Linked DNA regions of Mus musculus: all the other regions are linked to region 1. The links are chromatin loops, found by intact Hi-C in ENCODE. Cell type or tissue: left cerebral cortex. All regions are shown on one strand.

The links. A loop is a pair of places that touch in the nucleus more often than their neighbours do. Peaks named below come from ENCODE experiments on the same cell type or tissue, not always from the same donor. Only the 100,000 strongest peaks of a DNase experiment are listed, where the experiment ranks them.
Region 2: a loop joins it to region 1, with 13 times the contacts of the local background. A loop is called at or near these places in 3 of 42 quality-filtered maps.
Region 3: it touches region 1 in a loop (2.0-fold over the local background); 10 of 42 quality-filtered maps call a loop at or near these places.
Region 4: it touches region 1 in a loop (2.1-fold over the local background); 9 of 42 quality-filtered maps call a loop at or near these places.
Region 5: a loop joins it to region 1, with 4 times the contacts of the local background. A loop is called at or near these places in 8 of 42 quality-filtered maps.
Region 6: a loop joins it to region 1, with 2.8 times the contacts of the local background. A loop is called at or near these places in 7 of 42 quality-filtered maps.

The regions. Positions count from the first base shown.
Region 1 is chr10:62,338,024-62,343,023 of GRCm38, reverse strand. It overlaps Hk1 (hexokinase 1), which reads left to right and starts at 2,603. Exons shown (of 18, transcript NM_001146100.1): 1 at 2,603-3,011. The coding sequence starts at 2,949. It overlaps Hk1os (hexokinase 1, opposite strand), which reads right to left and starts at 2,790. Exons shown (of 3, transcript NR_168630.1): 1 at 2,612-2,790. In left cerebral cortex, a CTCF peak has its summit at 2,734; DNase peaks (open chromatin) are centred at 2,692, 3,411 and 4,111; H3K4me3 peaks cover 3,275 bases; H3K27ac peaks cover 2,951 bases.
Region 2 is chr10:62,483,924-62,488,923 of GRCm38, reverse strand. Vps26a (VPS26 retromer complex component A) reads left to right here and starts at 2,119. Exons shown (of 9, transcript NM_133672.3): 1 at 2,119-2,266. The coding sequence starts at 2,264. In left cerebral cortex, a CTCF peak has its summit at 422 (motif pointing right); DNase peaks (open chromatin) are centred at 439, 2,023 and 2,761; H3K4me3 peaks cover 2,345 bases; H3K27ac peaks cover 1,099 bases.
Region 3 is chr10:62,280,571-62,285,570 of GRCm38, reverse strand. Hk1 (hexokinase 1) reads left to right here. Exons shown (of 18, transcript NM_001146100.1): 11 at 722-870; 12 at 1,173-1,292; 13 at 3,665-3,760; 14 at 4,439-4,538. Among named protein-coding and RNA genes, the nearest start is that of Tacr2, 31 kb to the right of the region's middle. In left cerebral cortex, no CTCF peak of the experiment used is centred here; DNase peaks (open chromatin) are centred at 1,966 and 2,634; H3K27ac peaks cover 346 bases.
Region 4 is chr10:62,272,643-62,277,642 of GRCm38, reverse strand. Hk1 (hexokinase 1) reads left to right here. Exons shown (of 18, transcript NM_001146100.1): 15 at 1,779-1,962; 16 at 3,041-3,196. Among named protein-coding and RNA genes, the nearest start is that of Tacr2, 23 kb to the right of the region's middle. In left cerebral cortex, a CTCF peak has its summit at 2,224 (motif pointing left); DNase peaks (open chromatin) are centred at 1,316 and 2,237.
Region 5 is chr10:62,408,149-62,413,148 of GRCm38, reverse strand. Hkdc1 (hexokinase domain containing 1) reads left to right here. Exons shown (of 18, transcript NM_145419.1): 3 at 1,295-1,443; 4 at 1,523-1,642; 5 at 3,264-3,359; 6 at 4,435-4,534. Among named protein-coding and RNA genes, the nearest start is that of Hkdc1, 12 kb to the left of the region's middle. In left cerebral cortex, a CTCF peak has its summit at 1,987 (motif pointing right); DNase peaks (open chromatin) are centred at 1,055, 1,446, 2,013, 2,571 and 2 more places; H3K4me3 peaks cover 1,161 bases; H3K27ac peaks cover 1,466 bases.
Region 6 is chr10:62,402,078-62,407,077 of GRCm38, reverse strand. Hkdc1 (hexokinase domain containing 1) reads left to right here. Exons shown (of 18, transcript NM_145419.1): 7 at 1,470-1,653; 8 at 3,431-3,586. Among named protein-coding and RNA genes, the nearest start is that of Hkdc1, 18 kb to the left of the region's middle. In left cerebral cortex, no CTCF peak of the experiment used is centred here; a DNase peak (open chromatin) is centred at 2,018.

The sequences.
Region 1 (5,000 bases):
CAGAGGTAGGCAAATCTCCATGAGTTCAAGGCCAGCCTGGTTTATATAGAGAGTTCCAGGCCTACCAGAGCTACATAGTAAGACCCTGTTTTAAAAACAAACAAATAATAATAATAATAAAAAAGACAAGAAACCTTTGTGAGGTGGTCTAGGGCTCAACTGAGAGAAGACACAACACTGCTGTAGTGTTGGCTCCAGGGAACTGCCTGATGGGAGCAGATAAGACCAGGCCTCCGGGAGACAGTCACCCATATCAGGGAGGCAGTCTTGACTCAGAGTTGCTTATCTGGCCCAGGCTGCCTGAGGTGGTGGGGTAGGATGGACAGAGTGCTGGCTAGGCATCAGAACTGGGGTTGAGTCCCGGCTCCAAATTCTACCGCAACCTGCCACTGGGCAAGATGGCCCACCAGCTGTGCATCCTACGCTGCCTTGCCTGTAGAGAAGAGCCCTGGTCCCCGTTTGCATGGACTCTGAGCACTGTCCGAGTGTGCCCTGTGGAGGTGCTGGGGCCTGGGAGGCCAGGGTGAGTGACTGAGGTCATGGGAGGCCAGCTTAGGCAGGAAGGCCAGACATGCCTTCCTGTGGTGAAGGGAACTTGGACAGGTATAGATGAACGGGGAAGGGTAGGCGAGCAAAGGGGTATGAGCGGTGCCACAGTGGAATGGACCTGTGCAGTCTGAGGAGAGAGGGAAATAGCCCTGTTGTGACCAGGGGCCAGGGAAGAGATACACTCAAAGAGTAGGGTCAGCTACAGGGCCAACATGTTTAAATCGGCTCCATCAGGGCCCAGAAGGGACTGCAGGCAGGGACATAACACAATTAAGGTTGCTTTTCAGGGAGAGTGCCGTGGCCTGCAGCTCAGAATGGCTTGGATGGCTGGTAGCCAACAACCAGAAAGCCACCTTAAATGTTCTTGTAATATTTCTAGCTAGACAGGCGAAAAACTGGGGTGGTAATGGTATTGGGAGCGGCAGTGAGTCTGACTTAGAGATGTGAATTAGGAAATAATGCTAAGCCTTAGTGCCTCTGTGTGTGTGTGTGTGTGTGTACTGAGTCACCTTGGTACAGGGGTTGGGGGAAGGGATAGCAGAGGTGCCTACCTGCCTATAAGTTTGGCCAGCTTTTTCCCAATTCTGGTTTGTTGGGTAAGGGTTGTATGGGGACAGATTATAGTGATAGCTGAAGGCTGAGTGAGGGGGCCGTGAGTCTAACACGGGGAGCAGAGAGATGGCCCATTCAACCTACAGAGCTCTGAGAAAACAAAACAACCCTCCATCCTCAAAGATGTCCCAGCCTTGAGAGCTGGCTGGCAGAACTACATTTGCAGAGTCGAATGCAGCTTAGAAGAACCATTTTGTCCTGACACTGGTGGCCATGTTGGTAGCGTTCGCCTGTGCATATGTGTGTGTGTGTGTGTTAGTTTGAGATTTATGTGGGCCTCAAATGCTAATCTTTTTGAGGGGAGATCCTATTAGGAAAATAATTTAAATACAACAGTTAGGCCCTCCCTGGGCCTGGAAATGGCGATATACAGGTTGCGCCCCCCCCCCCAAACTTTAACCTGTAGGCTCCCAAGTTCATTCTATGAGAGTACTTCCCACTTAATTTGTTAGACACAAGTGTTTATGCTCTTTCACAAAAATCATGGGGTGTAGACATCAGTAGTTACAGCTCCATCTTAGGGGTAAAGAAGTGACTGAGGACACATCTGCACCTGCCATTGGGCAGGGTGGGGATGTGTCCTGGATAGAGGTATCAGGTCTACCACCTCTTTCTCAGTGGGCAGTGGTGGCTGGAAGGGTCCTGGGGTACTTGAGGGGTGTTCCAGGCATGGGCTCCTAGCCCCCCAGGTGTGGGCTAGAAGTTAGCCTCTATAGTTCCCTCAGGACAGATGCTGCAGCCCTGGTCATGGGAACATGGCCTGCAAGGGAAGCTTAAGTAAGAGACACTGCATACAACGGCCAGGTCACCAGCACTGAAGCTAAGAAAACCCTGCCCGACTCCTGAGCAGCAACTGTAACGCATTGCCTCAGACTCCTCACCTGTAGAATCAGAGCCACTTCTGTATGTCAGAGTTCTTACTTGTCATAAGGTACAAATACGATTTCCCCTCAACCTGAGTCCTGAACAGTACCCCCAACCTCCCAGAACCCGGATGCCCAAGAGCTAGAGAAGGGTGGGAGGATCGGGACAGGCTGGGAATAGGCCAAAATTCCCACTCGGGGACCATGAGCTCTTACATGATGTCACAGGGGCAGGCGCTTTGGGTTTCGCTATGTGAACTCTGACAGGCTGTGGTGGGACTCCGAGCATCATCCTTAGATTTTGGATCCTCGATGGCAGGCAGGCACAGGGACCCAGTGCAAGATCTGTGAAGCCGCCTAGTTTCGGCTTCCGCTCTCTTTCCACGCCCACTTGTGTGCTTCCCCAACAGGGAGGATGGGAGGGGTGGGGGACGAGCCCTAATCTCCGAGGAAGGGGTGTGGCTCCGTTCGCGTTCTCCAGTTTGTGGTGTCCTGGATCTGTCCTCTGGTCCCCTCCAGATCGTGTCCCACACCCCACCCACTCTGGCTTGGCACTGTGCCACCACGCGTGACCGCGCGCTCCTTACGTGGGGAACGTGCAGGGTGATGCCTCCTTTCCGGCGCGGGAGGGAGCGGCCGTCATTCTCCTGCTCTGGCTGGGAAGCCCCAGCCATAGCGCGGCAGTGGCGCCTTGTAGCCAATGGGGACTGAGGAGGTGGGCCGGCTGGCGGTTGTCACCCTCCCGGGGACGGGAGCTCGGAGGTCTGGAGAGAGCAGGCAGACGCCCCGCCCAGGGACTGAGGGGGAGGAGCCAAGGGAGGAGGAGGTGGAGTCGCGGATCCGCCGCTGGAGGACCACTGCTCACCAGGGCTACTGAGGAGCCACTGGCCCCACACCTGCTTCTCCGCATCCCCCACCGTCAACATGATCGCCGCGCAACTACTGGCATATTACTTCACCGAGCTGAAGGATGACCAAGTCAAAAAGGTGAGCCCCGCCGGCGCCGCCCTGGCCACAGCCTTGCATTCCCGCATCCGCTCGCCACCGCCTGCATCCTCCCCCCGGCCTCTCCCGGCTAGACAGCATCTAGTTGGACTACAGGGTGCAGGCGACAGGCCTCATGCTGGGATTCACCCGGGCATTGTGGGCATGCGGGCGTGCTTGTGGTTTGAGGAGCTGGGCGGCCGGCTGAAGACCCCCCCCCTTCCTCCCACGGCTGGATTGCATACTGCAGTGTCCTTGAAAAGGACCATGGATGTCAGATGGGTACCCGCACGCAGTGCCGGGCTGAGACCTGTCTAGGTGGGGACCAGCTGGCCTGTCTATAGGCCTGTTTTGAAAGGTCCACGCGCGCCGTGGGCGGGGAAGGTGTGATCGCCGAGATAGGCTGGGGAGGTGAGTGAGCAGCTGGCGGGGGTGCTGGCTGGAAGCCAGGCATCCCATATTTGGGGTTCCCATTTGGAGAATACGATGCCCTCCTGAAACTGTCACTGGGCTCCCCCAGCTGTTGCAGCTGCTCCTTACTCTGAGGACGGGGTGACCCGCCTGGCTTTCCGGTGAGGGGAGGGGAGCAGAGGCCACCGGAAACTTTGCTCATAGGCCTCAGGTCGAGAACCGCACGTCTGAATGGAATTTTTTCTTCCTCTAAACCTGTAATTTCCAGGCAGTCTCAGCCTAGGAGCTCAAATAAGACACTTTAGTCACTTGAAGAGCTCGGAGGGGTTGGCATTCGTTCCTTGTGACTTGTGAGTTCTTGCACATGGACGCTGGGTCCTAGGGGTGATGTTCATCTAGTATAAAGTGCCGTCTGCTGGTGGGTCTTAAAGATGTACCTCACTTTTCTGCCACCATCAGTAAGACGGGATGTTTTTTTCCTGAGATAGACTAAGTTGGTTAGGAAAACACCTAGGACATTTTTATTTGTGCTATGGGTATGCCTTACCTACCCTAGGATAGGTTAATAGCATCATCACCCTGACAGACACTGGGACAAGAGGTACTATCTACAGGTGAGAGGCGGCAGTGACTAGGCTCTGTCCTTTCCTGGCCTGAGACTTCTCATCCTGCACCTTCAGAAGCAGTCTTACCGGGGACTGTGACCTCCTGAAGGTCACACAGCTGGTTAGAGGTGGAGTCTGGGCGGGGCTCTGACCCTCCTCCCACTCGAGAACTTGACCAAGACTCCCCCTGGGTGTCAGCTGAAGGGGAGGTGCTGAGAGACAAGACTGTTGGAGATGCAGCTCTTATCCTGAATAGGGACCAGGAATAGGGTGCTGAAGGGCTTCACTGTCAATCTCCCACCCCCACCCCCATCCCTGACCTGATGTCAGGGAGCTATGCATCAACACGTGTAATTGCTTGAGTTTCTTCCATGGCGGTGGACATGCTTATCCCATGGAAAGGGAAGATAGGAGGGCAGAGTGCACTTAGGATAGGCCTCCCGAATCAAGAGTCCACAGCTCTCCCACTCTAGATACCCTCTGTGGCTCAGGCGTGCAATGGTGGGTGGAGGCCCAATGACCTTGTAAACTAAGCCTCCAGCCTCACACCCACAGCCACCTGTGTGGCTGCCAGCTGCCTGGCTGCTCCCTGACACCGTGCTGGGTGGCCACCGGTGGCTGAGTTGGACTAAGGCGCTCCACTACAAGTGGCCTGATTCACCTCCGTCCCATTCCATCTCCCAGGCCCTGTGGGTATCTGAGCACCGATTCAAACGGTGCCTAACTAAAGCCCTCACTCTGAGATTGGGATATCCCCTCCCCCACCTCTATCCCAGAGCTTTGCTGGAGCAAGGTCTCTAAACTGAAACTTTCATTTCGTTCTGTGTAGGAGATCCTTAAAAACAAATGAGCTCTCAGCCTGACGGTGGGTGGTGGCTCAAGCCTTTAATCCCAGCTTTTGGGAGGCAGAGGTGGATCTCTGTGAGTTTAAGGTCAGCTTGGTCCACAGGGCAAATTCCAGGTCAGCCAGGAATAC
Region 2 (5,000 bases), 150 kb before region 1:
TCCACAAAGGAAAAAAGAAACCCAGGTTAAAAAAGGTGTGTGTGTGTGTGTGTGTGTGTATGTGTGAGCCTAGAGCAAATCATCAAAGAAATTTAGGAAGACTGCAGGGTACACAGTCAATACAGGAAAGTTACACACATCACAACGAAGAACTGAAAAATGAAAAACTTAGTTTTATTTACAATAGTGTTAAAAAATACAGGCACTTAGAGATAAATTTAATAAAAATGTATAACACTGGAAATTAGAAACACTGGTGAAGAACACTAAAAAAAGGTAAAAATTAGAAAAATGCACAGTGCTCATGAATGGAAGACCCAGTATTGTTTTTATTTTACCTCCTTGAGTCTTTCTTTGGGTGCATGGAGGTTTTGCAGACCTTCTGTACAAAACCTGCATATGTGATGCTCATGGAGACCAGAAGAGGGCATCAGATCCCCCTGGTAAGGAGCCACTATTTGGATGCTGGGAATCAAATCTCATGCTTCTGAAGGGGTAGCCAGCAAGTGCTCTTGACTTAGCTCAGCCATCTCTCTAGCCCCAATCGATAGATTTTTGACAAGCATACCACACCACAGCAGTTTACAGGGGAAAGTATTTTGAGCAAATGGTGCTAGAACCAACAAACACAGTTAACCTTTCAGATCTTAGACTATGCGCAATTGTTTCTCTCTTTTGTTTCCTTGTAACAAGGTCTCACACTGTAGCCCAGGTCATTCAGGGGACTAACTGTGTAATCTCCAGGGGTCTTTTAATTCATGGCGATTCTTCTACTTCTTCTGTCTCCGGAGAGCTGGGATTACAGCTATGAACCTCTATACCTGACTTATCCTTCTTTATAGAGTGGGTGATGCTCCTTCATCCAAGCCATCTGCATCACAGGGTTTTAATCAATAGTATTTTGAGATCTAAACTCCCTTCTCTGTCCCCATACTATTTTACCCGTCTGTAAATATGACAGGTAATCTCCAATATTGGGAAGGCTGAAGGAGGACAGATGTGTTTCTTGACAGCCTGGGCTACATAGCATATTCCAGAGGAGCCTGGGACACCTAGTGAGACCCTGTCTCAACAATAAATATACACACAAACATCCATTCGTTCCAAAGCTCCCTGGCATAGCAATCTTTAAGATTTGTTTTCAGATAATATCATTTTAGGCAGATTTCTCCTGCATGCATGAAGGAAGTGCAGTGTTCCATCTGCAGCAATGCATAAAACCACCAGTGACTCCTGCAATTACAGCATTGGGAAGGCACTTTGGAGGTGCTCACTCTCCACTTGAGGCTAGCCTAGTCTACATGAGTACATGAGAACCCCTGTCTTACAAACAAAAGACTCATTTCCAGTATTTGAATTCTGTCGCGATTGGAGACCGAAGCCTCATTTTAACCTTTAAATATTTTAGACTTACAACTTGACACTCTACTCCCCAAGTTGAGTTTCGTTATGATAGGGCTGATGACACCCCTCCGCCCATAAATCTGAATGAAAGGTTCAGTTCCTAAGCCTTCGTAGTATTTCATCTATCCTCAGGTTTTCTGGGCCTCCACTACAATGACTGACTGGATCAGAGTGTTGGAGAGCTGCGTTTTGCACGCTTGCGAAACTTTTAGGAAGGGCTGTTGCCGGGGAGGGGGGGTAAGGAGGGCGGAACCGATTTGAGAGTACTGCCTCTCCGGCTTGGAAGGCTGCGTCACGAGCTATCCGTGGACTGCAAAGGATGTGCTTTAAAGATTAGCTTTTCTCCCTAACCGTCTCTTCGGAGGCCAACAATTCTCGGGGCTGAGGCGGGAAACAGATCAGGCGCAAAGGTCGGAACTGCAGCAAGCCCGCAAAGACACGCCTCCCGCACAAACCCTCGAGTCCCCCAAGTTTCCCTAGGGAAAAGGAAATGGGCGTGCCGGAGGGAGGAGTTTGACAGCGCACGGCTCGTCACGTGACAACTAGCTCTAGGGTTGCTGGACTGAGAAGACAGATCTTTGACTCCTCCCACCAGACGTCACCCACCCAGACCACGCCCTCAACCGAAAGGCGGGGCGGAGGAGCCCCGCCTCGAAACGGCCTTCCTGAAGGGCGGGGCCTCTAGCAGGGCGGGGCCTCTAGCGGGGCGGGGTGGGGGGGGGAGGGAGAAGAGGAAAAGGAGTGGTCACGTGCGGCTGATGGCCTACGGTCACGTGACGGGCGGCGGGGCGCAGGCACCCAGGCTGGGAGTTCTTCTGAGGGAAAGCCGAGTGGAGTGGGCGACCCGGCGGCGGTGACAATGGTGAGTGCGCGGCGGCCTGCCTGCGAGGTCGTCTCCCGCGGGGCCGTGGGGCGCGCGGCGGGACTCCCAACGGCGGGCGCGGCGCCGAGCCTGCAGGGAAGGGGCGCGGAGCGGTGAGGCCTGACGGCTGCCCGCTCCCGGCCAGGCCTGAGCACCTGCGGCCGGCGGCACTGTCCCGGCCATGTCGGAGCCTCTGCCCGCCTTCCTCGACCGGCTGTGGGGACCCTGGCTGGGCACCCGCAGCCCGCCCAGCCGGAGCTCGGCAGCCTCGCCTTCCAAGGTAGCCGAGGACAGTCAGTGCCCTCTCTCCCAGTTCCGGACTCTGGCGAGACCTGCTCACCTTCCTCGTCCCGAGCTCGATAGAGTCCGCTTATTTTCTTTAAGCTGGTTGTGGAGACATTCTGCGATTTCTTGATTCGGGTGGAGGCTTTTGGCACTTGTAGAATAGGAGGGGAAGGGAGGGGAGACAAGAGGGTGTCGGAGCCGAGACCCCTCATTTATATCTCCAGACGCCGATTTAAGCACTTGGTTTCACTTCCTTCCCTAAGCGATTTCTATAACTTAGCACTTTGGGATGTTGCAGTGTCTTGGGAGCCCAGGCAGGGATGAAAATCAGAGCACTTAACCACACTTAATGGAAAGCACCGTTGGGCGCGCTAGTGTTTAACTACGCGCCCGCGGTCTATAGATTAGAGCTCCTTTGGCTCGTGTTATTTAGCATATACTCCATGAGAGCCCACTGTGCGCTCCCCTTATACTACCCGCTCTTCCCAAGCTCGCCACTTTTAATAAACTGCTTGAAACTTCTCGTCTCAAGCCAGCCAGCCAGGTCTATTTTTAAAACGTTGCTTTGATTAAATAACTTTGAGTCAGAAATTATTTGCTTTCTCTAGGGTTTGGGGGGTGGGGGAGAAGTTCATTCAGGGAGCGTTTTCTTAAACAGTATTTTGGGTGAGTCCAGGGACAGATAAACAAGGCAAACTGCTTGCTTCCTTGCAGCTTACAGACTCTGGAGAGTTAAGCATTTGTTTAGATAAATTAGTTTAAGGTGGAAATTACAACTGCTGTAAATAACTAAGAAGGAATTAGTAGGCTGTTAGGGAGTCCTCCTTTCACTGTTTATAATTTGAAAAGAAAGCTTAAATTGCTCTCTTCTTGGTTACTTAGTTGAATTAGTCCTTCTAGTTAAGTTTTTTTTTTTTTTTTTTTTTTTTTGGTTTTTCGAGACAGGGTTTCTCTGTATAGCCCTGGCTGTCCTGGAGCTCACTTTGTAGACCAGGCTGGCCTCGAACTCAGAAATACGCCTGCCTCTGCCTCCCGAGTGCTGGGATTAAAGGCGTGCGCCACCACGCCCGGCCCTTCTAGTTAAGTTTAAGAGCAATTTTTTTTTTTATTTTTAAGGTATTTGTCAAACGAAATTGTAAAGCTTTAAAGCCTTTGTATGGGCACACATGTATGTATGAGAATTTGCTGTTTCATTGTGTGTGGGCTCAAGTGAATACATTGTGGAAGCTTTGGTTCCTCTGAGCTCTGTTCAGTTTTTTTCTTACTGAAATTTTTTTCCTATATATTTTGATTATGTTTTTCCTTTCCTTCAAGTTCTGTTTCTTTACATCAAGCAGACTTAATAAATTTCCTTAAATGGTGCCCACAGAGTTTGTTACATTTTTATGTATCCACGTGTAGTTTTGCTAGATGGTAATGCTAAACAATGTATGTCTTGGCACCTTGTGCTTGTTGGAGGGCCTCAAGAAAGCCTCAGCACTCCTGGTACTGTAGTTAAAGTCAGTTGTGAGCTGCTATTTGGATGCTGGGAATCTGAACCTGGGTCCTCTGGAAGAGCAGCCAGTGCTCCTAACCATTGAGCCAGCCCTGTTATTGAAAAATATTGCAGAACTGTGTTTTCTTGTGTGTTTTGGCAGCTTTAGTGGCAATTTAATTTTGTTAAAATAGTATTTGTGACTTTAAATGTTAAATTTCAAATTGGAAAAGACCTTTCGGTGTGTTACATAGAGAATATATGTAGAAAAAAGTTGCCATATATCATTTTACATGTAAAACATCTTTCATAGCTGGGCGTGGTGGCACACGCCTTTGATCCCAGCACTTGGGAGACAGAGGCCAGCGGATTTCTGAGTTCGAGGCCAGCCTGGTCTACAGAGTGAGTTCCAGGACAGCCAGGGCTATACAGAGAAACACAGTCTCAAAAAAAAACCCACAAAAACAAAAAAAATACCATTGCAGAAAGAAAATTGCTGTTGGTGACTTTGGAGCATGTTAAATGTACTAGTTTCTAGTTAGTTGTTTGAATTTGTCCCTTTTGTGGGGGCTGGAGAGATGGCTCAGCAGTAAGAGCACTGGCTGCTCTCCTTGAGAGAACCTGGATTCAGTTCCCAGCACTCACACAATGGCTCACAGAATCTGAGCTCACAGGATCTGTTGCAAAAATCTGATATCCTCTTTTGACCCCTACAGGGACCTGCTACACACATAGCAAACAAATATACACTCAGGTAAAACATTAATACAATAAAAGATACACATAAATAAAAAAAGGATTTATGCAGGCTGATGAGATGGGGGTTCAGCGGTTAAGAATATTGACTGTTCTTCCCAAGGTCCTGAATTCAATTCTCGGCACCCATGTGATCACAACCATCTATAAAGGGACCTGATGCCCTCTTCTGGCATGCAGACAGAGAACACATACATTAAAAAGAAATGCATAAATTTT
Region 3 (5,000 bases), 57 kb after region 1:
AGTCTTTACTATATACCCGATATAGCTGGCCTTGGGTTTCCCACCCATGGGTCACTGTGCTCTGCTGCTGGACAGAAGCAGAATCTGGAGGCCGAGGCCAGGGCTGGCCCAGCTTTGCCTATGCCACTTCCCTTTGGGTTCCAGAATCCAAAAAGAAGAGAAGCAGGTTCTTCCATTGTTTTCAATGACAAGAGCCATAGGTCCAAGCTGAATGGGGGCGCACGCACCTTTAATCCCAGCACTCGGGAGGCAGGCAGAGGCGGGCAGAGGCAGGCAGATCTCTGAGTTCAAAGTCAGAATGAGTTCCTGGGACAGCCACAGCTACACAGACCCTGTCTCAAAACAATAACAATAGCAACAATAACAACAAAAACAACCATACACCCACATTGCAAAGAGGGAGGGGAGGCTGTGATCATTTTTAGATTCATACATTGATACAAATTATGCATTTTTATATGAGGGTCACTAAAATGAAGGTACGGTTGTCAGGCTTTTAAGTGACAGTGAAGTTCATTGTGCCTAGTGGTTCCCTTCTGGGGCCACCATTCTGATGCCAGCCCAGCTTGTGACTCAGAGCCTAGACCGTGCTGTATACCACAGGAACCATTCATTTACAGTCATCTCCGTAATGCCGGAGGGGGCCGGTCTGGGGGGTTACTGGCCACTAAGATGCACGCAGCCGTTTGAGGCTTTTTCTCTGTGTTCTTCCCGGTGACAGAGCATGGTGACTTCCTGGCCTTGGATCTCGGAGGAACGAATTTCCGAGTCCTACTGGTAAAGATCCGTAGTGGGAAAAAGAGAACAGTGGAGATGCACAACAAGATCTACTCCATTCCCCTGGAAATCATGCAGGGCACCGGGGATGAGGTAAGGTGGGCCCGGCGCATGCAGGCCTGTGCAGGGTGAATCCCACACCTGGCCAATGATGGCACTGGTGGTCATGAGATAACCCGTGTCTGCCACATAACATTGTAGCTGTGCCCCTAAAGCATCAGACCCTTTGAGCCCGTGATACTCCAGTGACTGGGGAGTTCCTAAAGAAAACTGTTTATGTGTGTGTGTGTGTGTGTGTGTGTGTGTGTGTGTTTGTGTGTGTGTGTGTGTGTGTGTACATGCTAAAATTGTGAAACCAAAGAGAGCCCGGCTAGTCCATCCCTTTTCTCTTCCAGCTGTTTGATCACATTGTCTCCTGCATCTCCGACTTCCTGGACTACATGGGGATCAAAGGCCCCCGGATGCCTCTGGGCTTCACCTTCTCGTTTCCCTGCAAGCAGACGAGCCTAGATTGCGTGAGTGTCTTTCCTGTGGACCTGACAGTGTTGAGTTCCTTTGGCTAGGGTTTCCTTCGACCTCGCGGGTATCCCTGGATGTCTGGGACAGCCTTACATGTCTCATGGGTCCCTCTCTCCAGAATGTCCCTAAGACCTGTACTCTTGAGCCGTTGTTTGCTAGGTGGCAGCGGCAGTGCACACCTTTAATCCCAGCACTTGGGAGGCAGAGGCAGGCTGATTTCTGAGTTTGAAGCCAGCCTGGCCTACAGAGTGAGTTCTAGGACAGCCAGGGCTACACAGAGAAACTCTGTCTCAAGAAGCCGAAACAAACAAAAACACTGGAGCCATGACTTTTGAGAACCCCTGGGGCCTCCGGGCACAAAGAATAACTTTCAGTATAGAGCTTTGCACGCGTCTTAGGAGCTCGCCAGGTCTTTGCTTCTTTCGTTCCTCCTCAACCCCATTTTCCCTCCACTCCCTTATCCCAGGCCACCTTCCAACTTGCTCTGTAGCCACAGCCTTCTCTTCTGACACCACTGCGTCCTCCTCCACACCGGGGGTTTTTGTGTACTGGGGAGTGGCACCTAAAGCTTTGCCCATGCTAGGCAAGCACTCTGCCAGCTAGCTACATCCTCAAGCCCTTGGCAGCTTTCCTTGTGGCTGCTAGTACAGCAAGGTGCTGGATGCCTATAGGCCCTGGGGCAGTGCCCTGTTAGAACAGACCTGTAGTAAATGCTTGCTCAATCTATGGGATGAAAAGGGTCCCAGATGGGCGTGGCTCTCCCCCACTGCTGGAACTAAGGTGTGGGTACAGGTGGAAGGTTTCTGTTAGGGTTCAACACAGGACAAGTCTCACTCTGTAGCTGTGGCTCCTCCCACACTTTTCTTCCAACCCCTACCCTGAACCTCCTGGGGGCTGGGCTTCTGCTCCCCACCCCCCCTCGCCCTGATTTCTATATTTCTCAGTCCTTTTGGTTATACTAGGCTCCTTTTTTGGATGGTGACTCCTCTCTTGCTCTCCCTCCCTGTCTCTTTTCTTGGTCCTGCCTAAGTCAACTTGCCATGTTTAGCCTGGGCTCCTTCCTCTGCCTGCTTTCTCCCTGTGTCTACTATAAAAATCGTCTCCACACTTTCGGAGTAGGCATATATCCTTCTCCTCTTATTTCTTGTTTCTTTTTTTTTCCATCCATTTACAATCTCTGTCCTTAGGGGTTTCCTATGGCAGTGCCAGAGTCAGAGGCACGTACCAGCACTCTGCCACTGTGCGGGAAGGGCCAGGCCTGGGTGGGCATACTGTGTGCAGAGAGCGAGAAGGTGATGCTGAGTCACTGAGGGAGGAGCCAGCCTGTCTGGAAGATCTGCAGGCAGCCCTGCATGGCGCAAGTGGAGACACGGCCAGGGAGGGGCCCGAGGGGATGGTTTAAGGGCTGATTGGCAGCCCCGGGAGAGCTAAGTAAGGTGGTGTCAACAGAAAAGCTCCAACCTAAGGAGGTTGTCTACAGCCATGAAAACAGGGATTGAATAATTCCAGACAAGCAACATCAAAAGGAGGGAAGTGCATGCACACACACACACACACACACACACACACGCACACACACACACATATACATGGACACATAGACACGGCACACAGACACATACATCTAACATCAGTTGACTCTCTCTAAACATTTTTTTAAAGGCTGGGGCTTATGTTGCCCAGGCTGGGAATCTGTCACACAGATTCCTTGTGTGGCCAAGGATGGCCCATCATTTCTAATCCTCCTGCCTCTTCCTCCCATGGGTTGGGATTCTGAGTGCCTACTATCACACCTGATTTGTGCAGTGCTGGAGATCAAAGCCAGGGCTCTGTGTTCTCTGGGCAAACCCTCTACCAACTGAGCTACATCTCTGCTCCTAAACTCTTGTTTATTGCAGGTCTGATTTTTTTTTTATAAGATCTCATTATATAGCTCAGGCTAGCCTAAAACTTAACTTAAGTACCCCAGGCTGGTCTTGAACTAACAGATGATTTCTTGCTTCAGTCTCTCAAGTGCTGAGATTCCAGGTATGAAACAGATGCACACGCACACTTGTGGCATTTTCCCCCAGCAGTGTATAACTTCAGACCTGTGAAGCCTAAAGTCGGCCTATAAAGTAACACTGTTACTGAATTTTTGCATTCCTTTAAATAAGCCAACCTTATGTGCCTCCATTTCTCCATCTGTGAAGTGGGTTTAGAAAGCAGATGTCTGTGAAGATGGTGGGAGGGGCCAGCCCACAGGATTCCACTCTTGCTTTACAGCCTCTGTGGTTATTGCCCGGGAGGTAGGGTGTCACATTCTCCTGACTGAAAAGTGACCTGAAGGTTACTCACCTAAACTCTTTGGGTGCCTTTCCTGTTTTAGGGAATCTTGATCACGTGGACAAAGGGATTCAAAGCCACCGACTGTGTGGGTCACGATGTAGCCACTTTACTGAGGGATGCTGTAAAAAGGAGAGAGGTAACTTAATCCTTTTAAGATAATTTTTGCCTTGCGTGGGGCGGGGGAGGGTACAAAAATTAAGCTTGCTTTTTTTGTGAAGAATTGGAACACCACAGGAGCATGCGATTTGGAAGTGTCCCTGTCCCCACGCCCGCCCCAGTCACTGCCAGGCGGTCAAGTGACATTTGTCAGTTTTGTATCATTAAGGGATGGTAATATGGGCTGGTGAGCTGGCTTGACAGCCTGCCACCAAGCCCGAGGGCCTGAGTTTAGTTTCTAGGACCCATGTGGTGGAGTGAGAGAATCCTTTCCTGTGGTTTATCATTTGACCTACACACATGTGCTGTGTGTGTGTGTGTGTGTGTGTGTGTGTGTGTGTGTGCACATGTGAAAAGGATGGTACACCCAAAGAGAGGTAAAATCATGACTCATAGGGATGGAACAATGGAAAGTTCCTGAGGGCCCATACAGCCGGGAACTGCCAGGCATTTCAGAGTGCAAGCACCGTCGGGCATGGATGGCCCTGTTGGCTGGAATAGACTTATAGACAGTATTGCTACTCTGTGTCAAGTTATCGAACTCAGTCAGGAAACCAACCCTGCTTCCCAGAAGTGTCCAGTCCACAGCCTGGACTAGCCGGATTCAAGCCAGGCCCAGCTGACCCTTCCCTACATCCCTGTCCCCTTCTTTTCAAAGGAATTTGACCTGGATGTGGTGGCTGTGGTCAACGACACCGTGGGCACCATGATGACTTGTGCTTATGAAGAACCTTCTTGTGAGATTGGACTCATCGTGGGTAAGTACCGTAAAAGGGTCTCTTCTCCAGGAAGGGGATGTTGGCGTTCCCTCTGTGGTACAAACCCAACAGCTCAGTCTTTAGTGGGGGAATGGTTGATCTTGGGTACCATTTTTACCTCCTCTAGAATTCTGTATAAAGGCAGGCTACACCCCAGCATGCTACAAATCCGTTAGGATTGGACCGTCAGTCAGGAAGCTCTCTAGGAATGAGGCACAAAAAAAAGCTCATGTGTCCTGGGTAGATGGAGTGGGGTGCCTGGAACCAGACCATGCGCAAGAGCCTCAGAGCTGCAAACTCAAGGGCTAAAAAGGAAGTAGAGACCATCTCCACTCCTGACCATGTTTAACTTGGAAGGGCCACTGTGCTCCTGGGGACCATTCATCGTCTGTAGCCACTGTCTAAGTGACCCCAACCCTGTAGGTTGTCGTCTTGTGAGGTCTACACCTCAAGAGGATTAAA
Region 4 (5,000 bases), 65 kb after region 1:
ACCACAGACTGTCGTGCACGCGTGTAGCAATACATTCCTCTGTTGTAAGAGCGTATAGCAACATAAATATAGCCCTGCACAGGCCAACAGGTTAGGCTTTAGGCAAAATGGTGGACACTTGAGGATTGCTGCAAGTTCAAGGCCAACCTAGTCAACATAGTAAGTACCCAGCCGGCTAGGGTTTGTTTTAAAGATCAACCAACCCACCCCTCTTTGTCGTTTACCTCAGATTTGCCATTTAAACGTAAGTACCCAGATACAATGGAAAAACCAAATGTTTTGTTTGTTTTCAAGAAATACACCCAGCTGGACGGTAGTGGTCCATGCCTTTAATCCCAGCATTTGGGGGCTGGGGGTGGGGGGGGAGCGGGGCAGAAGCAGGTGGATCTCTGTGAGTTTGAGTCCAGCTTAGTCTACAAATCAAGTTCCAGGACAGCCAAGGCTACACAGAGAAACCTTGTCTCAAAAACAATCAACAAAAACAACAAAAAACAACCAAAACTCTATAGGGCTGGAGAGATGGCTCAGTGGTTATGAGCGTTGGCTGCTCTTCCAGAGGACCAGAGTTCAATTCCCAGCAACCTCATGGCAGCTCACAACTGTCTGTAACTCAAATTCCAGTGAATCCAACCTGCTTACCCAGACATAGCGCAAACACCAAATGTACATTTTAAAGGTCGGGGAGGGAGGGAGGGAGGGAGAGAGGGAGGGAGGGAGAGAGAGAGAGAGAGAGAGAGAGAGAGAGAGAGAGAGAGAGAGAGAGAGAGAGAGAGATTGAGTAATGGTGGTGCACACCTTTAATCCCAGCACTCGGGAGGCAGAGGCAGGTAGATCTCTGAATTTTCGGCCAGCCTGGTCTACAGAGTGAATTCCAGGACAGCTAAAGCTATACAGAGAAGCCCTATCTCATAAACCAAACATAAATATATGTATGCATATATGCACACATATATAATGTATGTGTATGTATGTATGTATGTATGTATGTATGTATGTATGTATACCTCACCCATATACACACTGGTGAGGGCTGGGGATGTAGTTCAGTTGATAGAATGCAAGTAACTCAGTCCCTTTTTGCCAAGGATCAAGGATCATTGTGGAAGACGGGGCAGATGGTTATAAGAGCCAGAGGTGGTTGGCTAGTCTAAAAAAAAAGGATCTTTGCACACATGACAGGGCAGTTGCACACATGAAATCGGAGGCTCTGACTGCAGGCAGATCCTGTGCAAGATCAAGGCAGACAAGATCCCAGCATAGTCGAGGGGCAGGAGGGTCACGATCCCACCACTAGCTGAGGAGCTATTGGCCGGCACTGCACCTGATGGCTGCTGGGGGGACGAGAGTCAGGGTTTCAGTTTTCTCTGGAGATGGGGACCCTGAGAAAACCTCCCTGTGCTCCAGTACCGGGTCCTAGCCCACATGCAGGCAGCATCAGCTGTGCTCAGTGGGCGTGTTTAGATGGCACCACAGAGAGTTGAGAGGGAAAAAGTGATAGAGGATGGGGGAGGGACTGGAAGAGAGGGGGTATACTTAATCCAAATCTGTGTGTGTATGACAACTAATTTAAAAATTGTAAGCAACCCTTGCCCTGCGCATCAGAGCTCCCGGTGTGAAGCCCCCCTACCCCACCATGTGTTCATCTCCCCGTATGAAGCCCCCCAGATATGAAGGGTGTGAGGACCCTTCCTGAGTGCGAAGCCTCTCCCCCAGTGTGAACCCCAGGTGTGAAGCCCCTGGTGCCAGCCCCATCATTTCCTTCTGTCCCCATGTTTTAGGGACTGGCAGCAATGCCTGCTACATGGAGGAGATGAAAAACGTGGAGATGGTGGAGGGGAACCAGGGCCAGATGTGCATCAATATGGAATGGGGTGCCTTTGGTGACAACGGCTGTCTGGACGACATCAGAACAGACTTCGACAAAGTGGTGGACGAATATTCTCTAAACAGTGGGAAACAAAGGTAATCAGCCTGTTGGGTGCCCGTGAGTGGGTTGGCTGGATTCTATGGCTGCACAGGGGCTTGGAAGCCCATCCCTTTGTTATAAGTGGGTTTTTGATTCCTGGTATGGGGTAGGATTATTCCTAGAAGTGACTGTGACAGTGGACATGCTGCCTAGTTTGCCCTTTGGGGACTGAAGGAGTTTAGCCATGCCTCAAAGGTCTCTTACCTTTGAGGACTTCAGTGGGTGAGGTAGACTCTCTTCTCACTACAAGATCCTGCGCCCCCTTGTGGCTGCTCAAAGTTTTGCAACTCAGGTCATGTTGGTTCTGAAAGAACAGTAGCCACTTAGCAATGAGGTGACCGTTCCAGTCTTCCAGTACGGTTCTTATTCATTGGCATAGCCTGGACGAGATGATCTGAGTTATGTCCTTTGGAAAATAAATTGGCTTCAGTTTAATCTTGAAAGTGTTGGGGCTCACCAGACTTGCCCCATGCTGTTAACCACAAAACCATCAAAAGCCAACCAACCAACCAACCAACCAACCAAAACCATCAATATATGAATACAAAAACCAAAGAACTTTCTCTCTGTCCATTTAAGACTCCACTGAGATATTTTTTGCTTAGTCTGGAACTGCTGAGGGCGTTGTACTGTGCTGGGCTGGGGTCTAGGCAAGGCACTCGTTCCCCGTCTTCTCAGGACCAGGAGTCACTGTGGTGGTGGCAAGAGAGAGAGAGAGAGAAGGGAGCCTTGTGTGTGCTCTGTAGAAGGGTGAGGTGAGAGAGAGCCTGGGCCTGGAAGAGTGACAGTCTGGGGTGACCCTCTCTGGGGTGTGGCTCATGGCTGAGAGCGGAGTGGAATGGACCAGGCAAAGACAACCAACGAGGCCACCTAGCACGGCTTTCTGTGACTGCAGGGGGCATCAGTGTGGGGAGGGTAGAGGGCTTCTTAGCCCCTGTCAGCATGCTCGGGGAGGCACAGGACAGGTATGTGACCGAGATCATACCCTTGGCTGGCCGTCATAGGTCCGGAGTGGCTGTTGGTCCCAGGGCGAGTGGTCCTTCTGCTCAGTGCCCTCCCTTCCTCTCCACTCAGGTTTGAGAAGATGATCAGTGGAATGTACCTGGGTGAGATCGTCCGTAACATCCTGATTGACTTCACCAAGAAAGGCTTCCTCTTCCGGGGACAGATCTCTGAGCCACTCAAGACCCGAGGCATCTTCGAGACCAAGTTTCTCTCTCAGATCGAGAGGTGAGCAGGGAGGGGAGGAGTTTCTGAGCACCATTTTGCTTTCGGCGAACTCCAAACTCGTGTCGAGAGTACTTCACTTCGCAGAGTATTTTTGAGGCTCATCCACTTTGGGTCCTCCCTTTTTAGGGCTGAGTAATATTCCATTGGATGGACCTATCACGTTTTGTTTTCCCGCATCTGCTACTGTCTGGCAGCTTGGGTGGTTCCCTTAAATGACTCTCTGAACATGGGGGGGGGGGTTGGGGAGTAAACATCTGTTTGGTCCCTGCTGTCGTGTCTCTTATGTATATACTCACAAGTGGACTGGCTGGGACCTGTGGTAATTCCCTTTTCAGTTTCCTGAGGAACCACCATATTGTTTTCCCAAACGGCCACTCCCATTTGCCATCCCCAGCATCCTCACGTAAGCTGCCAGTTTCTAACAGCTTAATGGCAAAGACAGAACAAACCAGAGCTCCATAGGTTCTGTAAGGCCTTTTAAAGATTGGTATTGGGGGGGGGGCGACAAATAGTACACTGAGAAAAACATTTGCTTTGCGTGTGACAAGAGGCAGAAGCATGGTGGGGGCTGGGGACGCAGATCCCAACAGTTCCGACCCCGTGAGCCTCCCTACCCTCGACTGTGCTTCCAAGAATGCCTAAGTTTTCCATTTCCTCCTCTTGGGCATGATGAAAGCTTGACGTAAGGGTTACAGGCCAGAGGATCTGGAGTTATAGGCCCAACTCATCTACGTGGTGAATTTGGGGCTAGCCTTGGCTATTTGAGATCTTGTAGTGACTTCGTACATGCAGTGTGTGTACAATTGCACACACACAAGTCTTTGAGAAAGGCTAGCCAGTCTTATCTCAGCTCTTTCAATTTACTAGGAGAAGGGAAAGTCCTGGGGTACACTAGGTCGCTCATATGACCCTTAAGGGAACAAACGTCATCTTGGCTGACGTAGAATAATGCAAATTAAGCCAAGGTGTGGTGACAAAGGGCATTAAAAAATTACTTCGTGTGTGTGTGTGTGTGTGTGTGTGTGTGTGTGTGTGTGACATGTGTCAGTCAGAGGTTTCCTTTCTCCTGGCTAAGAGAGAAGGCCGATCCCTCGGCTAGCCTCTCCTCTTGCTGTAGGGGTGCTTCTGGCATCAGATTTAGTTCATTGGACTTTCATAACCAGTGCTGTCCCCACTGAGCCACCTCCCAGCCCTGCTGTTGTCCTTAGGAAATTATAGTTTCAAAGTGATCTCTTCTAGCTGGGCGGCGAGGTGAGGCGGGAAGCCGGTGAGCCTCTAGGTCACCTTGGACAGCCCTCTCTCTCCAACAGAAGAGGAAGAAGAGGGGGAGAAAAGAATGTAATGGCATTCCCTGGGGTCACTGGGATTAGGAAAAGTTTTAAAATTTTTCAGCTTTAATTTCTGTAGTCTAGCATGTGGTACACGCCTCTAATCCCAGCACTCTGGAGGCAGAAGCAGGCAGATCAATGAGATCCAGGCCAGCCTGGACTACAGAGTAAGTTCCAGGACAGCCAGGGCTACACAGAGGAACCCTGTCATAAAAAACACCACCACCACCACCAAAAACCAAAACAGTCTTCAGTCTTCCTAATGCTGCAACCCTTTAATACAGTCCCTCATGTTGTGGTGACCCCCCCAACCATAAAATTATTTTCATTGCTCCCTCAAAACTGTAATTTTGCTACTGTTATGAATCATAGGGTAAATACCTGTGTTTACTGATGGTTTTAAGTGACACCCATGGAAGGGTCATTAGACTTCCAAGGAGTCACAATCCACGGGGTTAAGAATCACTGGTTTAGAC
Region 5 (5,000 bases), 70 kb before region 1:
GAAACAAAATTCTGGCTGGGTCTATAAATGATTGACACCTTAGCTGGGGGGGGGGGGGGGATGGCGTGTCCAGGAATGCAGAGTTCCAGGCCTTTCCACTGACTCAGCTGCCAGGTTCTCAGAGAGGTACGTGTGTGTGTGTGTGTGTGTGTGTGTGTGTGTGTGTGTGTGTGTGTGTGTGACAGTTTGCACAGCACTGTTCTGGCCAGCTAAGCATCAGCTTTTAACTCTTGGATTGCCAGAACAGAGAAACTCCGGAGCATAGCCCGGGTGTGTTTGTTGTGTAAAGACTGAGATGGAAGCACACAGATCTCATGGAAATCCTACAGCAGGGACCTCTGTGTGCTCAGCTTTGGGGGAACTGGGCCTGGGAACCTCCTCCCCGTGTCCTCCGCGTTTGCTGTCTGCTAGAGATGTTTCTTGGGCATCACCTCTCGTGGCTCACTAACAGCAATAGACTGTCCAGCTGCCCCTCAATGTACAGGAGACTGAGGTTGCCATGGTGTGACATCAGACCCTGCTACTGGGGTTTGCAGGCATGGGATTTCTCATGCCTGGCCTATGAGACCACCCTGCAGGCACAGATAGTTCTTTATAAACACGTCTAGTGTTAGGAGGTGAACTTCCCATACATGTGACAGACACCAAAGGCACTGGTGAGGGTCCTGCATAGGTGTCATGGCGTGTGGTGCCTCCCCCACACATGCATCATTCTGTGTCTCTTTTTGTAGCATCCTTCTTGGGCTTTTGGATGCAGGACCATCTGCTCCTGGTGGAGAGACTGTGCGCCCTTACCCCTAAATTAAGCAACCATGTGGTCCCTGCTGCCCACTGGGGCTTGTGGGAGGCTGGCTTCTCTTCGCTGCGCCTCTCTCTCCCCCCCCCTCTCTCTCATGCCCTTATGTGAGTTTTCCCAGTGGTTGGTGCAACAGCTTTCTTCCTAGACAGCATCTGGGTATAGTCTCTGCTCTTAAGGCTCATTCTCAGAGCCCAGCCCCACCCCGCCCCGTCCTGCTCACAAAATGGGGTCACATGTGCCTTTTCCCAATGAGCTTGCTCATTCTCTCCAGCATGACCGAGTGGAGCAGAATCAGGCAGACTTGGGCTCACATCCCAGCTCTGCCAGCTCCTGTGTAGAGCAGACTGAAGACCATATCCCCAACCCTCAGGCTAGTGGGCTGGTGACACTAATCCGCAGGGGGTTGGGACCTTGGACAGCGCTTGCTGTATGTCAGGCTTTTTACCATACCTAGGAGAATCTCCACAGAATGGTGACTATTTTCATTTCTCATAGAAAACGGGGAATTCCTTTCCCTGGATCTCGGAGGATCCAAGTTTCGGGTCTTGAAGGTGCAAGTCTCCCAAGAGGGCCAGCAAAATGTTCAGATGGAGAGCCAGTTCTACCCAATGCCCAATGAAATCACCCGTGGGAATGGCACGGAGGTACTGGCAGGAGGGGAAGACCTGGGTACCAGCCACGAGAGGCGGCACCTAAGCCTTGTGCCTGTGTTCTCTCTGGCAGCTTTTTGACTACGTAGCCGACTGCCTGGCAGATTTCATGAAGACCAAAAATCTGACACATAAGAAGCTGCCTCTGGGCTTCACCTTTTCTTTTCCCTGCAGACAGAATAAGTTGGAGGAGGTAAGGCAAGGGATGGGGGAGGGAGAGGGGCGGGAGCAGGTGCATTCATGCATGAAATTCTGGTCTGTCGGTCTTTCTGCTTTCTGCTAATGTGAGACAGAACGGGGTGATGTGGGCCCTTGGTTTCTGTGCTTAACGGAACATACAGAGCATGAAAGGATGGATGGGCACTTTAGGTGGTTCTCATGAAGGCTTACTGGGCCCTAAGTGCACATCTCAAGGTTGCCCAGAGATGCAGTGCTGGCCTCAGAGTCACAGATATCCCCTGCCTCTGCCTCCTGGCACCTAAAGGCCATTTCATTTCCTCTGTCGATTGTTGCCTGAGCCTATGAAGGCAGAAGTGACCTGCAGTGGCCTCACGGTGGCAGTGTGGCACAAAACCCAACTGTGGCTCTGACCATGGGTCTAAGTTGTGCGATGTGTCCGATTGGAGCTCCTGGAGTATGTTCCTGTGTGTTCCTTCATTCATAACTTAGGGGACTAGAAGAGGGGTGTCTGGGGAGTTTGTGGGCTTGGACTTAGCTGCTCCTGACCGGGTGGATGGACTTGGGCAAGTCTGTTAATCTTCACGTTCTCTTCTCATCTGGAACAAAAGCCTGTAATTCCTTGTGAATTCAGACGAGAAATGCCATTTGTAAGAAATGATCGTTCATTCAACCTGAGAACCATTTATCCAAGTTGAAATTAAGTTCTCCAGGAAGTCCCTATAAGGTAGCACCGAGCTAGTTCTGGGGGACCTACAACTTGTGCATTCTATACACCCCGAAGTACCCTACCCCAGGGTGTGAACGGAGGGGACAGAGGGGTCATTCTCTCATCAGTTCCCTGTGCAGCTGGAGGTGGGGCAGGGGGAGTGTGCAAGTGTGCGTGTGGGTTCTATTATACGAATCAAAAGCTCTTGGCTCCCGTGTGCTGTGAGTCAGAGTTCTGTCTCTTCAGCATTTGTGCTTCTGGTGACTGAGATAAAATATGTAAAGAAAGGGGAGGTATTTCTGTCCCTAATTTATTCACCCAAGGCAACATTAAAAAATTTTTCTTTGCAAAAGATGGAATCAACCCAAATGTCTCCCAGCGGATGAGCAGATTAAGAAAGGGCACCTCTGTACAGTGGAATATTACTCAGCCATCAAAAGGAAGCCATTCTGTCATTTGTGGGAATGTGTGGGAATATTAAACTCAGTGAAATAACTCAGGCACAGGGAACAAGTTACACGTCTCTCATTTTGTTGTTGTTGGTTTTGTTTTGCTTTCTCAAGACAGGGTTTCTCTGTGTTGTAGCCCTGGCTATCCTGGAATTCACTCTGTAGACCAGGCTGGCTCACAGACACCCACCTGCCTCTGCCTCATGAGTCTTAACTTGTTTTGGAAATCTAGATAAGTCTCATTTAAAAAAAATCCCATAGCTGTGTGTAGTGTTTGTGCGGGTTGATTGGATTATGCACTGAACCTGCCTAGCATACCCCTTAAATTATTATGTATCAATTAGAAACAAAATCAAACCCCAAAGAATCAGAGTGATTGAACAGAGAGAGGAGAGCCCGTGGGGCTCAGAGCCAGGGCTGTCTGCCTGCCGCGGCATAGCCTGAACACCTCCAGGCACTGACCAAAAGCACCCTCACAGGGTGTTCTGCTTTCGTGGACCAAGAAGTTCAAGGCCCGGGGAGTTCAGGACACAGACGTGGTGAACCGCCTGGCCACTGCCATGAAGAAGCACAAGGTAAGGGGTTCACCTTGGTGTGAGGCCTCCTAGTCCTCTACCCTTGGGCTTGGGGGGTCCTTGTAGTGCATCCCCCTGGAAGGAGAACTTGGCGGGGTCCCCTTTGTAGTGAAGAGGAGCGCTGGCCTTCTGGAGAACCACAAGAGGCAGGCAACCTTTTATGCCTGGGTCCCCAGGCACCACAACCTGCCCTTGTTGGAAGGTTGGACTTGAGCTGTGGCTGTGTTTAAGCCCCGCCTTGCCTCCTCTTTAGGCTGGGGTGTAGTGGTGAAGTCACATGCACATGCTTTGGGGACAAGTCCTAGTTACCAGCCAGCCAACCAACCAACCAGCCAACCAACGAACACACAGGTCCCAAAGAACCAAAGAACACTGTTCATAGCTCTCTACTTAGCTTTCTACGCTTGCTTTTTTGAGAATATTTTACAATCATTTTTATAGCAGCAAAAGTAAGAGAGAAAGAGAGAGAGAAAATCTCAACCCCTTAAAAGCTGAACTGCTTGTTGCATGATAGGAAGAGGAGCTATTCTTACCGTTCTTAGCCGAGCTGGTGAATGAGCCTCTAGGAAAGGGGCTGGTGTACCACGTGGAGCTATGATCCCCTAACCCCAAAGGAAGACTTTGATGTGTCACCTTCCAATCCTTTCTTCTCACCTTAAAGCAGTCAGTCCTTCAGGTCTGAGGGAACTGTGATGGCAGCGTCCGGACAGAATAACCCACGTAGAAGAGACAGGTTTTAGTTGAGATGGGTTTTGCCATGCTTGCTGCCTGGCAGGGCCCCGTGACCCAGGACTGACATGTTTTCTCTTAGAAATAACCATCATTTCCATGACAGATCTGTTTTCCATTATCTCCCCCCCCCCCCGGGGGTAGATGCCAGGGCTGCCCGTATAGTCCCCTTCACAGCAGTCATTCCCTCAGCGCAGAAGCACAAGCTTCCCCTCCTACCCTGGGCTTTGAACCTTCACAAAATCTGTTTCTTGCAGGCAGTGTTTAGCGTGTTCACTGTTTGGGGGTGGGGTAGAGAGAATATGACTTCCCTCCACTGATACCCTTGAGGCCTTCTGTTCACCAGGACCTGGACGTGGACATCCTGGCTTTGGTTAACGACACTGTGGGGACCATGATGACTTGTGCTTATGATGATCCCAACTGTGAAGTCGGCGTTATCATCGGTAACTCAGTGGACTTGGGGTGGGGGGCAGTGAGATTGGGGCTGAGTTTGAGTAAAATATATATAAATATGAAGGGTGCTGCCATTTTTCTGCAGAGCAACACGGGGAGATGCGAAGCCTGCATCTATATCATCCTCCCTCCTTCCATCCTCCCTTCCTCTCTCTGTCTATCCATCCTCCCTCCCTCCATCCTCCCTTCCTCTCTCTATCCATCCTCCTTCCCTCTGTCCACTCATCCTCCCTCCCTCTATTCTCCTTCACTCTATCTCTCCTCCCTTCTTCCATTCTCCTTCCTTCCCTCTGTCTATCCATCCTCCCTCCCTCCCTCCCTCCACTCTCCCTCCCTCCCTCCCTCCACTCTCCCTCCCTCCCTCCCTCCTTCAATGAATTCATCTTCCCTTTCTCCCTCCCTCCTCCCTCCCTCTGTCCATCCATTCTCCCTCCATCTTCCTTCTCTCCTGTTGTA
Region 6 (5,000 bases), 64 kb before region 1:
TTGAATTCACCATCCTCCTGTCTGGATTACAGGTGTCTGTGTGTGTGTGTGTGGGGGGGGGTGCATGCTAGTGTGTGCCACCATTTCTGGATCCTAGGCTGTTCCCAGATAGCCCATTTCTACCTCCCATTCCTCTGCCAGGGCTAGGGCACTTCTGATTTTCTAAAAGGGGTTCCTTGGCCTGGTTTTCCTAAGGGGTCTGACCACCCAAGCAGCTTGAAGCTCCTAACGATTCCAGGACCCCCACTTCACCCTGGGACAGGCACATGCCAGTCATGGTATCACCTGCTGTTGTCTCTCTGTCTGTCTTGGTTACTGTGTCTGAGACCACAGATTGGGTTTTTAAGCCTGAACATTGTCCCACACTTGTCTGCAAAGTTTTTTTTCCAAATATCAAATTAGAGTCTATTTTTAAAACATATCTCATTTTTTTTTTCTTATCGGCATTTAAAATGCCCAGCCCAGGGTACCAGCCAGGGAAGGAGACGTTAAATGAACAGAGGGATGAGAATTCAGAGCCGCTTTGCTGAGGCGCACGATTTCTCTTGCTTCAGGCACAGAATCTATGGGGTTTTGTTTTTGTTTCTTTAATTTTTCAGAGCTTTGCAAACACTCAGCTCATTCTACTTTTAAAATATTTTCACAATCCCCAGAAGGGTCCAAAAAGGCGTGCCCACTTGCAGCCATCCCTTAGCACTTGCCTGGAAGGCTTTCATACTCACTCAGCGTCAGTGTCTGGCTTTCTTAGCGGATACTTACCAACAAGGACCTCTGCTGAGAACCACTGATGGCAGCCATGAGCCAATGGGTGAATGGTGTCAGTGGCCGGAGACATGGCCCAGCCCTTAAGAGCCTGGAGATGACTTGAGTTCCATTCCCAGCATGCACGCTGGGTGGCTTACACTACCTGTAACTCCAGTTTCAGGGGACGTGACGCCCTATTCTGGATTCCACAGCTACCTGTCCTCACATATGCCCATACCCTCCCCTATAACTGAAAGAGAAATGTAAAGAACAGTTTTCGTGTCAGATAGAGAGGACTGAGGGAGTGTAGAGAAAGCATAAAGAAGCACTCTGACGGTTAGTTAGTTTGATTGATTGATTGATTGATTGATTGATATTTTTAAATTTATAAGGTTAGCTCACTCCCTCTTCCCTGGTATTCTTTTATAGTATTGATGCATACTCACAAGGGATAGATTCACAATTGACAACACTCATAGCTGCACACCGTCATGAGCTGAGGTGTGTGGGTACCACACGTGGACCTCCCCTGTGAGCCTCGTTGCCCAGGAGCTCAGGCTTGCCTGAGCCAGCTGCGGCTGCTGCGGTGGCAGCAGTGGTGGTGGCAGAGGGAAAACACCCTGCCACTCTGCCTGCCTTTCTCAGTACCTGGGTACTGAGTTCTCCCCGTTTCCCCAGCCAGGCCCCCTTTCCTCTTTGACCGTTCTCTCCGGTCCGCTCTCTAGGAACAGGCACCAACGCGTGTTACATGGAGGACATGAGCAACATCGACCTCGTGGAAGGGGACGAGGGAAGGATGTGTATCAACACGGAGTGGGGGGCCTTTGGGGACGATGGGGCTTTGGAGGACATCCGCACCGAGTTTGACAGAGAGCTGGACCTGGGCTCGCTCAACCCCGGGAAGCAGCTGTGAGTGCTCCTTTGCTAGCATCCGGGTATCAGCACCTGGCAGTCCCTGCTCACTCAGGCTCACTCTGTGCCCGGGAAGGTCAGTCCCCGCAGCGAGTCTGTCCCGCTAGATCCTAACCACAGTTCTCATGCAGTCCATAGTTCTGGGGTATGTGTGCGCGTCCAAGGCTCGCATCGATAAGGCTGCGAACCAAATGCCCTGCTTCTGCTGTCTTGGAGTGTGTAAAGAGTGGGCACAGAGGAAAGCCAGGCACAGAAAGCGCAGGAGTCTGCCTGGGGCTTCCTGTGTGTGCTTCCTGGGGCTTCCCAGCCACCCGACATCCTCAGAAGTCTCATCTCACAACAGCCTGTGTCTGATGTTCGGCCACGCCCCTGCGGAACAGCTGCCCTGGAGCCTGCTGCAGCTCTTTGCCTAGCGTACTGAGTTTCTTCCAGGCTCTCTGCACAGCTGGCTTTGCTATTCTTTCGACAGGCGCTGCCTTCCGCACCCTTTGCAGCTCATTGTGTTTGTCCTAACTGGGCCTGGACCCCGCACATAACCTCCTTCCCTGTAACTATGAGCTGTTACAAGCCAGGGCAGTGTTGGTCTATGGTTTCCATTTATCTCTGCTTCACTCAAAAGAATTTCCACTGAAATCGAGCCTGAATTTCATTTTCTTGCCTTCTGTGTCTTCAATGTTTAAGATAATTATTTTTGAAAAAAAAAAGGGCTTTTATTTGTGTGTATGCGTGTGTACACATGTGTACACGTGCATACATGGAGGTGCTCACAGAGGCCAGAAGATGGCATTGGACTGGCCCTCTCCCCAGAGCTGGAGTTACCAGTGTTTGTGACCTCTCTGATGTGGGTGCTGGGAACTGAATTCAGGTCCTTTGGAAGAGCAATAAATGCTCTTAACGGCTGAGCCATCTCTCCAGCCCCAATGGTCTAAGAGTCATTTTGGATTTGGTTTTGGTTTTGGTTTTTTATTGCAATGTGTAAGTCTGTTTAGAACAGATAGTTCTGGAAATTGTATCTTCCGATATTTGAAGACTAAAAATTATATTATTGTTCAGCCTAGGAAACAATTAGTCTGGTGTAGAGGCTCAGAGGTGAGGGCCATCTCCTGGGGTCTTCCATCCGTGTCATGGTGGGCCTTCTCTGGGGTCTCCGAGCTTCATGTCAGCCCTCCATTACTATAACAGATGCCTGAGCTAGTGGGCTTGAGGGTTTACCTGGCTCACATTTGGGAAGTTCCTCGCCTACATACTCCAAGAGGAAAAGCATGACATTTGGTTCACAGCCTTATGACCAACTGGCTTCATGGCTTTTGGGCCTGTGGCCATGTAACATGTTATGGTGGATGTATGTGGCAGAGGAAAATCATTTACCTCATGGTTGGGTGTGGCATAGAGAGAGGGCTGGGGTCCCACTTCCCTCTTCATGAATATGTCCCTAATGGTGGGTAGGCTTTTACGGGGCCTACCTCCTAAAGGTGCCACCACCTCCCAAATATAGGCCAAGAAGCAGGCCTTTGACAAAGGCCTTCAGTGGACACTCCAGACTGAAAACTTAGAATCAAGTTCTCTGAGACAGAACCTCAATGTGGAGGTTAGAAGCACCCAGGTCTTTGCTCTGGTGTCACATGGTGGTCGAGGGAGCTTAGAAAATACAAATCCGAAACACTGTGTTTCCTCATGACAGAAGTAGGAATGGCTCCTCCGCCCAATGGCGTTTGGTAGCTCATGCTGCTTAGCCTCGGGTGTCGCTTACACCGACCCGTTCATCCCATCACAGGTTCGAGAAGATGATCAGCGGGCTGTACATGGGGGAGCTGGTCAGGCTTATCTTGCTGAAGATGGCCAAAGTTGGTCTCCTGTTTGGGGGTGCAAAATCCTCTGCTCTCCATACAAAGGGCAAGATCGAAACACAGCACGTGGCTGCCATGGAGATGTAAGCTGCTGGGGTGTCCGTCCTCTTGCCTCTGTGGAGGGCTGGGTTGTCCCTCCTTCTTGACTCTGTGGAGGGTGGGGGTGTTTTACCTTGCCTCTGTGGAGGGCTGGGGTGTTTTGCCTTGCCTCTGTGGAGGGCTGGGGTGTTTGCCTTGCCTCTGTGGAGGGCTGGGGTGTCTCCTGCTGCCCTGACTGTGGAGGGCTGGGGTTGGTGGCCACAGTGCCGTGTACTTAGGTGATGGAGCAACAGTAGGGACCAGACCTTCCTCCCTCACAGGGAGTTTCAGTCCTGGGCTTGGCTTCAGACAAGCTAGAAGTCTCTGCTGTGGCTCAGTGTCACACCCTTGTGGGTCACTAACCAGGGACTGCACAAGTAGGTGTCAGAAAGCCACCTACTTGTCATGTTTTCCTGCCTTCTTCCTCCTTTGAATGGCACTAGTAATAATTTTGGGGTCACAGATCCCTTGGGGAATTTGAGTCAAGTCCTGGATACTTATCCCAAATTACACATTTGTGTATAGTTTTGCTGATGATATGGTTAGGCTGTTGTACCCTGTATGGTGCAGAGTCCCTGAGCCCTACTGTAGAAACTGAATCTTTTCCATTGGCTTCTGGAATGGCTGCCTTCAGATCTGCTGACTCGAGTCTTTACACCCAAAGCCCCACAATGGCATGATGAAGGAGCTTAGCTTTATCAGGCCAGGAACCTGCTCCTAGGCGTGGAACCCCTAGCCCTGCCCTGAGCTTTGCAGTCAGTCTAACATGCAGAGTCCATATCTACACAAGCTTGGCAGGGATGAACTGAGTGACAGGAGACCATGAGGTGCTTAAAAGCCTGGGCTCTAATATGTAACTGCCGGAGTCCAAACCGAGGTTTCAGGTCTGCGGAGCTTTGTGTGTGGAGAACAAGCCACTCACCCTCTGCCTCAGCCCTCTCACTTGCACCCTCTTCTAAGAGGTCCTTCCCTCGGGATTCTTTTTGTTTGTTTGTTTGTTTTTTTGTTTTTTTTGAGACAGGGTTTCTTTATAGCTCTGGCTGTCCTGGAACTCACTTTGTAGACCAGGCTGGCCTCGAACTCAGAATCCACCTGCCTCTGCTTCCTGAGTGCTGGGATTAAAGGCGTGTACCACCATGCCCGGCTCATTTATTTATTTTTTTTAAGATTTATTTATTTATTATATGTAAGTACACTGTAACTGTCCTCAGACACTCCAGAAGAGGGTGCCAGATCTCATTACGGATGGTTGTGAGCCACCATGTGGTTGTGGGATTTGAACTCAGGACCTTCGGAAGAGCAGTCAGTGCTCTTAACTGCTGAGCCATCTCTCCAGTCCCTCCCTCGGGATTCTTGTGGGGATCGGATGAGTTGACTTGCATGGCAGAGCCTTAGCAGGTACCTGCTGTGCGGTGGCAC